Regions from separate parts of the Mus musculus genome. Here region 1 is linked to region 2. The links are chromatin loops, found by intact Hi-C in ENCODE. Cell type or tissue: gastrocnemius. All regions are shown on one strand. Each heading gives the region's core, and the rest is flanking DNA. Links, peaks and the distances in the headings are about the cores only.

Region 1 (5,372 bases), core at 77-5,076, 52 kb after region 2:
CCCCTTGTGCCCACAGACAAGACACTGCTAAGCCATGCTGCCTCTCCTTTTCAGCCTGGCAATGGCACACATGTGCTGCTTCAGTCATCTGTCTCAGACCCCCAGATTGTTCTTCCAGATGGGGGGAGAGCCCAAGCCAGGACGCCTACTCAGGGCTCAGCAGCCTCATGAGAACCTGGCTCCTCTGACAACCAGCGGCACCGCCCCTGCAGGGAGGCCCAATCCCACACCAGGGCTCTCCCAGTCTGAGGGTCAGCACCTACTCCAGGTTGCATGAGGCACCAGCTTAGCCCTGGCAGGATGGCTCTCACCTCACAGGAAGTCCCGTTCAGCCCAAGCCCTACCTCCTCATCAGAGCTGTCCTCTTCATATTCATCTTGGGCCAGAGCACCTGCTTCCTCTGTCCTTGAGCAAAGAGGGGCAGCCTGTGGAGAGAAGGGGAGAGTTACTCCGGAGGTCCCTAAAACAGCCCTCTGATAATCAGGAGGCCCTAGCCTACAGCCCAAACCCATTCGTTCCTCTGGTCAGCTACATTGGGAGAACCACTCTTCCAACACTGGAACCTAGATCCAAAGACCACATGAAACACTGTGCAACCCCAAATCTCTGAGCAGCCTCACCTAGTGCAAGGCCTCAGCACAGAATAAAAGCTGTCCCAGATCTTAATGTACTTCAGAGCCTCAGCCCCTGTACCCTGTACCATGGGACCTACCAAGAGATGTTCCCTCAAGGGCAAACCAACCTTTGCTGTCTAATAGCCCAGACAGCATGTGACACTCGATACCAGGCCAAAAAGGAAAAGGCTGCTAAGAGCAGTGGGAGGCAGCCCATCTGCGGGGCTAGCTACCCACACCACTCACCTACACCACCACACGATGGCAAAACCAGCCGCAGTGACCCAGGGCCAATGGTCCCACAAAAGGTCCTACTGGGCCCAGATCTGGTAAAGGCTATGTTCAGACCTGCTCAGACCTGCTCAGACCTACAGACAAGGAGCACAAGGAGAGGGGTAAGTGGGCAGTGCTATGGGTGGGGTGATGACATAAGCCATGGCCTCTGTCGTAAGGAACACCTAGAACCACTAAGAACCACATTCAGAACAGACCGACTGGCCAAGGGCCTAGAGAGATTTCCTGGACTCCCAAAATGCCTTGAGGCCCAGACCCCAGGCACCTTCCACACCCACCATAGCTGCAACGAAAGGCTGACCTTGTCCCCTAGGTCAGAGTGGGTGCCACGGAGGATTCACACCGCAACCTGGAAAACAGATTCTCCCTTGCCTGGGGAGGCGGATGGCTCAGACCAGATCGGGTTTATTGGCAGAACCAGAACTGATGGAGAAAACAGGCCCACCTCTCACCCCTGAGGGCAGTAAAGTGCTTGGAGCAGGAACCCCGGTGTGTGGGCGCCCCCGCCCACAGCCCCAGTCCCTCTTACCCAGGCAAGAGCCAAAGGCCTACTCTTCTCTGGCCTGTTTTTCCCTTCAGTATAAAGAGGATGGAAGACTAAGTTTTTCTCCAGGCTTGGAACAAGGAAGGATTCAGTTTCTCTATCTCCCCCACTTTCTTGCTGTACACCAAAAATGGGTTGCAAACCCCAGCTCACAAGAGGCCCCAGGAACACAACTTGCAGGCACATCTGACTCTGCCTGCGCTCAGCAGGCCCCTGGGACAGTGGCATTACAATACCAAGCTCTGGCCAGCCACTGTTCCCAAGCAGGTGTCAGAGCCCTGGCCTCAGGCAGGGCCCATAACATGCCACATCTCCTTCCAAATGCTCTCTGCCAGGGACTATACCTACATGAATCACAGTGGCAGTGCCTACAGGCCATGATCAGCGTCCTGTGGGAAGCAAACTCAGCAGCCTGCACCGTGTCTCCCCACTTTTCCAGTGCGGGACAATGAAGCATATACCTGGGGGAGCCAAATGCTAGTAGGCCTTTGACAAGGGTTGGGCTCTCCAATGGTGAGGTTTGGGAATTCCCTCTACACATATGCTATTTCCAGGCAACTGGGGTTCTAAGAACAGCAGCTTTATTCTGGATCCAATGGCTGCAGAGCAGTCGCTATCCACCAGAGGGCAGCACTGACACAGAGCAACAACCCAGGGACCATCTCCCACTAGGGGAAATGAATGGCTTGGGCCTATGGAGGGTAGACATCCACTCTGGGAACAACCCAGGAAAACACTTCCTCAAATTCTCTGTCCCCCTTTTTGAGGCTCTGTAGCCTAGGATTGTCTCAAACTACCCTCCAGATTCAGCCTCCAGAGTGCTGGGGTTTTTATAGGTATACATCTATTTTCAACTTAAAAATTAAAGACAACCACTAAAACATCCAAAGCAGACAGGTACAGGACACCCTAGGTAAAGGGTCCTCAGCAGCCTGGCTGCCTACGCGTCTCTCTCCCAACACAGAGAGAAGGTGGTGAGGTCTGCCAGCCCCAGAGAGCCAGTTAGCACCCACTGGGTAAAAGGACCCTTAAAAAGCTCCTAGCCCAAGCCTAGCTCCAGAATCCTTAGCCGGTCTGGGGAAATGGGCAGGTGCCTCTTGGAGGGGACTGAGATGTCAGGCCTGAAATCCTCCCAGGCAGCCCTCAGGAGGAGAGCAGTATGCAGCCTCACACCATGGCAACACTGCCACCCAATGAGAATGCAAGTGACTGGTAAAAAAGCAGGGCATAGCTGGGCGGTGGTGGTGCACGCCTTTAATCCCAGCACCTGGAAGGCAGAGGCAGGTGGATTTCTGAGTTTGAGGCCAGCCTGGTCTACAAAGTGAGTTCCAGGACAGCCAGGGCTACACAGAGAAACCCTGTCTCGAAAAACCAAAAACAAAACAAAAAAAGCAAACAAACAAACAAAAAAGAGCGGGGTATTAGGTGACAGAAGGCCCCTCAGAGGTCAGGGAGGTATTGAAATGCCAGGGTTGGTGGCTCTCATCGCTTGAGAGCTCTGTGAGTTCAAGGCCAGCCTGACCTACACTGCAGGTCTAGGACAGCCAGGGCTACACAGTAAGAACTTGTCTCAAAAGGGGAAGGGGTGGGCAGCACAGTGTATACAACTTGAGGAGAGGCAGAAGAGGACTAGAGAGGGCTGTGAATAAGAAGCCACCCAACAGAAGCCAGCAGGAGTGGTCAGGGCAGCTACCGTCCAAGACAGGCGCTGGGAGAGCCACACAAGCAGGGGCTCACCGGGTACTGCACAATAGGTGGAAAAGAGCCCCCCAGGAGCCAGTAAACCACCAATGGTGAAGAAGGAATAGGTACGTGCCCAGGGGAAAGCCCCAAGAGAGGCAACTCCTTTCTCTCTCCAGAGCCTGATCTGCGGGACAGGTATACTTCTGCCTAGTCCAGGCTGAGAATATACTGCAAGGACCAAAGAGAGAGTCGAGAGGTTTCTAAGAGCCTAGAATGGCATCCAAATGAGCAAGTTTCTTTTTTCTCTAATTTTTTTATATTATTATTTACTTGTGTGTGTGTGTGTGTGTGTGTGTGTGTATGTGTGAGAGAGACATACACATGGATGTAGGTACACATATGCTACAACTCACATGGAAAAGTGGACAGCTTGAGGGAGCTGGTTCTCCACCGTGTGAGTTTTGGGGAACGAACTCTGGTCATCAGACTTGGTGGCAAGTGCCTGTACTGGCTGAGTCACTACAATGGCCCTCTGTGTTGTCTGGCCACACTCCACTGCCACTACCAACCAGGTATAGAACAAAGGCATGCCACCTCTTCCAGGAAGCAGGCCAGGATCAGCCAAGTCAACTTCATATCCCTTCCCTGTGGTTCAGAAGAGCAGAGCTCTTCCAGTATGTCATGCCCTGAAGCCAGTGCAAGGTGGGGCCAAGACCGCTTGTCCTCCTCCCCTTTCCCACATACACACATGCATACATACACGTATGTACACATGCACATACAACATCCCAAATCCCTAACACAAAAATCAAATCCAGCACGCTATTTTTAACACAAAAACTATGTATAAAGGAGACTAAAGAACCCACTTTTCCAGCAAAGGCCCTAGGCCTAACAGCAGCAGGATCCTAGGCCACTCTCAACATCAGTCTCCAGGGCCAACCCAGAGAACGGTGGAAGGAACTTCGTGAGAATGTCAGTGAGAAGAGACTGACAAAAGCTACCTAGTTCTAAAGACAACATGTCAGCAGAGACTGAAGAGGCCAGAGATAACATAGGATAAAAAATTGTTCTTGCTTCTCAAAAGAAAAATAACTTACTAAAGCTGGATATGATGGCGCACACCAAAACACTCAGGAGGTAGAGGCAGGTGGTTCTCTGAGTTTGAAGCCAGCCTGGTCAACAGAGTGAGTCCCAGGGCAGCCAGAGATACACAGAGAAACCCTGTCTTAAACGACCTGCTCCCCTGCCCCCTCCCCGCAAAAGAAGAGTAACTGCCTGAGGGAGGCTAGAGAGATGGTTCCATCAGAAAGCAGGTGAACCTGAATTCGGACCCTAACACCTACATAAAAATCTAAGCATGAGCGAGGCAGACCTCTGGGAGTTCAAGCCCAACCTGGTCTACTTAGTGAGTCCCAGGACACCCAGAGATACAAAGTGAGATCCTGCCTCAAAAATAATACCAAAACCAAAACAAGCAGAAGCTAAGTATGGTGTCACGTGTCTGCAATCCTACGGCTGAGGACATGGGACACAAAGATCTCTGGAGCTCCTTGGCTGGCCAGTCCTGTCAATGAGCTGCAGGTTCACTCCATCTCAGAACAATGAGGTGAGGGTCTCAGGAGGCAGAGGGAGGGAGATAGATCAGTGTGAGTTTCAGGCCAGCTAGGACGACATAGTGAGACCCTGCCTCACGGAAAGGAAAAGGTAAGGCTGAAGGGACAGCTCAGCGTGGAAGAGCACTCACTTAGTTATCTAGCAGAGGACACTAGTCCAGTGCCCGGTACCAACCTCGCGTAGTTCATAATTGCTGGAGTTAGCACTCCAGCTCCAGAGGACTGAATGCCCTCTGACTTTTGAGGGCCCAAGCACGAACACAGTGCACATAAAGCCATGCAAGCACACACATATACATAAATGCAAAAATAAATACGGTAAATATACGTGAAGATACCCAACATCAATCTCCGGCATACACACACACACACACACACACACACACACACACACACACTTAAAACAAAAGGGGTCTGGAGAGGTGGCTCAGTGGTTAAGAAGAGCACTGGCTGCTCTTGCAAAGAACCCGGGTTCAGTTTCCAGCATCCACATGGCAGCTCACAACTGTCTGTAACTACAGTTCCAGGGGATCTGACACTGTCACACAGACAGACATCACAGGCAAAACATCAATGCACATAAAATAGAATTTAAAAACAAGCAAACAAATAAACAAAAGG
Region 2 (5,372 bases), core at 154-5,153:
TGCTGCTCTCCTGACCGTCTGCTGGCCTTCTTACTGCCCAGGCTGGACACCAGCAACGAGAGGCTCCGCGTGGGTACCCTGCAGATCCTGAGACACATCATCAACTCGGCTGGTAAGAGCCTCCTGTGCTCCAGTGTGGGACAGTACCACTGGGGTCATGCCCATCGTTTGGATGACCAAAACATCCTACTATGAGTTACTGTTAGTGGTAGTGTTTTAGCTTGGCGGTCTTCAAAATTGCACTGTGTTTTAGTTATTGCTGTGATGAGACACCGTGAGCAAGGGAACTTATCAGAAGAAGAGGTTTATTTGGAGGCGGGTGACAATTGAGAGCAAGTGCTCATGGGCAGACATTTGATAACTAGAAGCAGCCAGGACTTTAGAAGCTCAGAACCTGTCCCCAGTGACACACGTCCTCCAACAAAGTCACATCTCCTAATCCTTCCCTAACACTTCCACCAACTGGGGCCATTTCCAACCAAAGCACCACAGGTTAGAACTTAGGGTTCCACACACGCTGGGCAACACTTTCAGCCCCCAGTTTCCTGCTTTTAAGGGAGACTTATTTGATTGAAATAAGCAAACTTATTGAGCAATAAGTTTCATAAAGATAATTATAGTTGTACACGTGGGTTTGTGGTCTGGTGAGTTCTATTCATGCCCTGTCAGAGGTCAGCAAAGAGTGGACATGGGTCATGCCTTAGTTAGGGTTTTACTGCTGTGAGCAGACACCATGACCAAGGCAAGTCTTTTTTTTTTTTTTTTTAGATTTATTTATTTATTATATGTAATTAGATTTCATTATGGATGGTTGTGAGCCACCATGTGGTTGCTGGGATTTGAACTCAGGACCTCCAGAAGAGCAGTCAGTGCTCTTAACCGCTGAGCCATCTCTCCAGCCCCACAGGGGCCAAGGCAAGTCTTATAAAGGACAACATTTAATTGGGGCTGGCTTACAGGTTCAGAGGTTCAGTGCATTATCATCAAGGCAGGAGCATGGCAGCATCCAGGCAGGCATGGTGCAGGAGGAGCTGAGATTTCTCCATCTTTATCTGAAGGCTGCTAACAGAATACTGGCTTCCAGGCAGCTAGGATGAGAGTCTTAGAGACCACGCCCGCGGTGACACACCTACTCCTACAAGGCCATACCTGCTAATAGCGCCCTGGGCCAAGCATATACTAACCATCACAGGTCACATTGGGTGGCATTAGATAGGAGGTTCAGAAAGGAACATCCTGTTGCCTGGGCTCTTCTGGCAGTGGTTAAGGCACCAGAAGTAGACTCTTGGTAGTGGTTGTTTAGGGTGCGGGTGCAGGTGCGTGTGTGTGTGTGTGTGTGTGTGTGTGTGCGTGCGCGTGCACGTGCGCAGGTGCGTGCGTAGGTGCATGCGTGCGTGCGTGCGTGTGTGTGTGTGTGTGTGTGTGTGTGTGTGCGTGTGTGTGTGTGTTCTCGCGCGCACGTGTGCTTGCATGCGTGCATGTTTACATTTAAGAGTTCACCAGTGGATTGGGATTCAGGTGAAAGGCCACATGGGTTGGACAAGGGCAAATGAAAAGTATGATGCTTTTCTAGTTCTAACTCTGCCATTGTTTTCTTGTTTGGTTGTTTTGGTGGTGGTGATGGGTTTGATGGATAAGATGGTTAGGTATATAAAAATTCATTGATAGTGAAAATAGAAAACTATAGCAGATGCTGCATGGCTTCAGAATGGGCTTCTAGCTGTGTAGACGTTCACTGAGGCGTGCAGCATTCAGGGCTGGGCAGGGGTTGTTTGACTGGATACCTCTTTTTCTTTTTCTCTTCTCTTCTCTTCTCTTCTCTTCTCTTCTCTTCTCTTCTCTTCTCTTCTTCCTTCCTTTTCTCCCTTCCTTCCTTCCTTCCTTCCTTCCTTCCTTCCTTCCTTCCTTCCTTCCTTCCTTTCTTTCTTTCTTTTTTTCTGACAGTCTCTCTATTAGCCCTACCTTTCTGAGAACTCGCTCTGTAGACCAGGCTGGCCTCAGACTCACAGAGATCCACCTGCCTCTGCCTCCTAAATGTTGGGATTGAAGGTGAGTGCCACCACAGGCAGCATTTGACTGGATGCCTGCATCCAGCCGTGTGATGCTCTTATTGACTTCATTACAGTAAAATGATGTTTTTTTATCGAAGTGTACTTCAGAAGGCACTCTGTGTTTACCTATATTTTCATTCTTTCCTCTATGTTCTTTCTCTGGGCATGTCATATGGAAATGTCTGCATACAAGAAACAGAATTTTCTCTACTGGAGACAGTCCATAGTGTGCTTTGTTTCTTTCTGTAGATTACCTTAGAGAACTTCTCACCTTCATCAGTACAGAGTTAAGATGCTCTTAAATATTTGAAGTACAGCTCACCTACAGGAATACTACAGATAGTAGCTGTTGTTTTCAGTAAGTGATAACACAGCCCATTATTTCCACCTGGATGAAGAACAAAGAACAGATGACAGTGCTCAGGGGCCGTTGCCAGGTCAGCAAGGGCAGCTTCGTGCACAAGAATGTGTGACTGTTTTGCATGTTGTATAAGGAGTGAGAAATTGCACACTGTGGAACGTTTTGTATCTGACTTATTTTTTTGTGAAATGTATAGTAAGCTAATCTCCAAGGTGCTCATTTGTTAGCAAGGCACGTGGGTTCTTCCAGTTTCTGACCCTAATGAAGACTGCTTCTCTTTCTGTTGTCCCTGTGCACACTTTGATGGACGCGTATCTAGGAGCAGAGTTTCAGGTTGTAGGTGTGCCTTTGTCTTAACACCACCAGGTGAATGCATTCTGTTCTTCCAAGATACCTAGTGAAGACTAGACAGAGTAACTCCTTTTGCAGCAAGCCGCTGCTTAGCTGTTATGTGTTCCAGGCTACCAAACAAACCACCTTTCCCAAGGTTGCCCAAGTCACCCACCCCCCCCATCCCCACCCCCCGCCGCCGAGAAGGGCAAGGGTAGAGCACACAGACTTTCTTTTCCTGGAGTCTAGTTTGATCTGTGCCTGGTGCTGTCTGAGCCTCTAACACTAGGTGGCGCTCTGATCTCAGGTTTGTATCCCTTCTCCTGTGGACAGGAAAACCTGTAAGCTAGGAGCAGGAGAGTAATTCACAAAGCTGACCTTCTGTTGCTCCCGGAGAAACCCGAAACCCCAGGAATCTAAAGATGAACTTGAATGAAAGTCTCAGCCAGGACACAGGTGAATTTTAAATTTCTTGCTTTATGAGTCACACCTTTGTGTCTTCAGCCCTAAGATTCCAGAGACTAGCTGTGCTTAGGTTGTTTTTTGTTTTTGCTTTTGTGTTTTTGAGACAGGGGTCTCACTAGGTAATTTTGGCTGACCTGAAATTCACTAAGTATAGCAGGCTGACCTTGAACTCATAGAGATCTGCCTCCCGAGTGCATGCTGGGATCAGAGGCATACATTATCCACTGTGCCTACTTTGAAGATTTTCCTTTTTGGTTTTTTAATTATTTTTTGTGGGTGTTTTGTGTGCTTGTGTTTCTGTGTGGTGTGTGCTTATCTGGTGCCCAGGGAGCCAGGAGAGTGTGTCTGATACTCTGGAACTAGACTTACAGATGGTTGTGAGCTGACATACGGGTACTAAGAATCAAACCCAGGTCCTTTGAAAGTGCAGCAGTGCTCTTAACCCCTGAATACTCTCTCCAGAACTTTATCTTCAAGATGTTTACATGTAACCATGTATGTCTTTATATGTAAATAATATTTCTATTTGACTCTCTTTCTAGAGACTGTCCATCGATTTGTTTGTTTGTTTGTTTTTAACTGTGGTGTCCACCTTTCAGAGTCTGACTACTTTTTTAAAAGATTTATTTATTTATTTTATGTATATGAGTACACTGTAGCTGTACAGATGATTGTGAGCCATCATGTGATTGTTGGGATTTGAACTCAGGACCTTTGGAAGAGTAGTCAGTGCTCTTAACCACTGAGCCATTTCTCCAGCCCTTGTTTTGTTTTCTTTTTTGGTTGTTTTGTTTTGTTTTGAAATTGGGTCTCTCTACATAGCCCTGGTTGTCCTGGAACTCACTTTGTAGACCAGGCTGGCCTCAAACTCAGAAATCCGCCTTCATCTGCCTCCCGAGTGCTGGGATTAAAGGCGTGTGCCACCACGCCCGGCTTGTATTTTATGATATTACTGTCAAGATCCTTAACAGGCTTTGTTGTGGTGGCTCCAGAGGAGGTAGGGCCTAGGCCATGGAGTATCTTAGGGTGGGGCTGTTTGTTTTTTGTGACAGAGTTTCTCTGCATAGCTCTAGTTATCCTGGTGCTCTCTTAGTACACCAGGCTGGCCTTGAATTCAGAGGTCTGCCTGCCTCTGCCTCCTGAGTTCTGGGATTAAAGGTGTGTGCCACCACCTGGCTGGGATGGCATTCTTACCAAACTGCCTCTACATTGTCACGAGCAGTTATTACTTGTATTGTGCCCAGTGCCCTCATTTTTCTTCCCTATTTTCTTTCCTTTAAAAAAAAAAAAAGATTATTTATTATGTGTGTGTGTGCGTGTGTGCCTGGGCGAGCTCATGTGCAGGAGCCTGTGGAGGTCAAAAGGCATTTGATGCTGTGCTGGAGTTACAGTGCTCGTGTGCTGCCTGATGTAAGTTCAGGGATCTGAACCCAGGTCCTCTACTAAAGCAGTACAAATTCTTACCTGCTGAGCCATCTCTCCAGCCTCTTTTCCCTTTTAGTCTAGGGCCTTGCTCTGTGGTCTAGGTTGGCTTTGAACACACTAGCTCCCTGTGTCAGCCTCCTCCGCTGTCCTGGAGCTGACGCTCCTCCTGCTTCCTTCTGAGTGTTGGGGTTACAGGCATTTATCACATCCGGTGATAGCCACTTCGTAGTATCCATTTAAAATTTATTGCAAAAGGTGAAATCCACTCTAGAGACATATAGAATGGCTCATAAATGTGAGCGTTCTCATTGCACAGGGCTAGGCTGGTGCTCTGGGCATCATTCTGGGGTTAGTGTCTGTGCGGCCCAGTCAAGCACTTAGTGGCTGGCCTCAGTCTTCTTTATAGTATTAGGAGATGGGTCAGGTGGTGGCTCATGCCTTTAATCCCAAGACTCGGGAGTTCAAGGCCAGCCTGGTCTACAGAGTGAGTGCCAGGACAGCCAGGGATACAGAGAAACCCTATATCAACACACGACGCGCACAAGTAAGCTTGGGCACACACACACACGCACACACACACACATATTTGGCATATAAGGTTATGTTGCTGGTTCTCAGCAAGAAGGAGCCCCCAGAGCCACAGCAACAGCAGCAGCAGCAGCAGCGGTTGGTCTGGGTCATGTGAGAAACTCCAGACGTTAGGCAGACCGGTGACTGACACCAGCTCCGTCACAGCAGCA

The links. A loop is a pair of places that touch in the nucleus more often than their neighbours do. Peaks named below come from ENCODE experiments on the same cell type or tissue, not always from the same donor. Only the 100,000 strongest peaks of a DNase experiment are listed, where the experiment ranks them.
Region 1: a loop joins it to region 2, with 3 times the contacts of the local background. A loop is called at or near these places in 14 of 42 quality-filtered maps.

The regions. Positions count from the first base shown.
Region 1 is chr15:76,466,428-76,471,799 of GRCm38, forward strand. Bop1 (block of proliferation 1) reads right to left here. Exons shown (of 16, transcript NM_013481.2): 3 at 345-425. Among named protein-coding and RNA genes, the nearest start is that of Bop1, 8.1 kb to the right of the region's middle. In gastrocnemius, for the core only: a CTCF peak has its summit at 2,074 (motif pointing right); a DNase peak (open chromatin) is centred at 2,071; H3K27ac peaks cover 1,586 bases.
Region 2 is chr15:76,414,221-76,419,592 of GRCm38, forward strand. It overlaps Mroh1 (maestro heat-like repeat family member 1), which reads left to right. Exons shown (of 44, transcript NM_175457.4): 12 at 1-112. Among named protein-coding and RNA genes, the nearest start is that of Mir6954, 16 kb to the right of the region's middle. In gastrocnemius, for the core only: a CTCF peak has its summit at 3,040 (motif pointing right); a DNase peak (open chromatin) is centred at 3,033.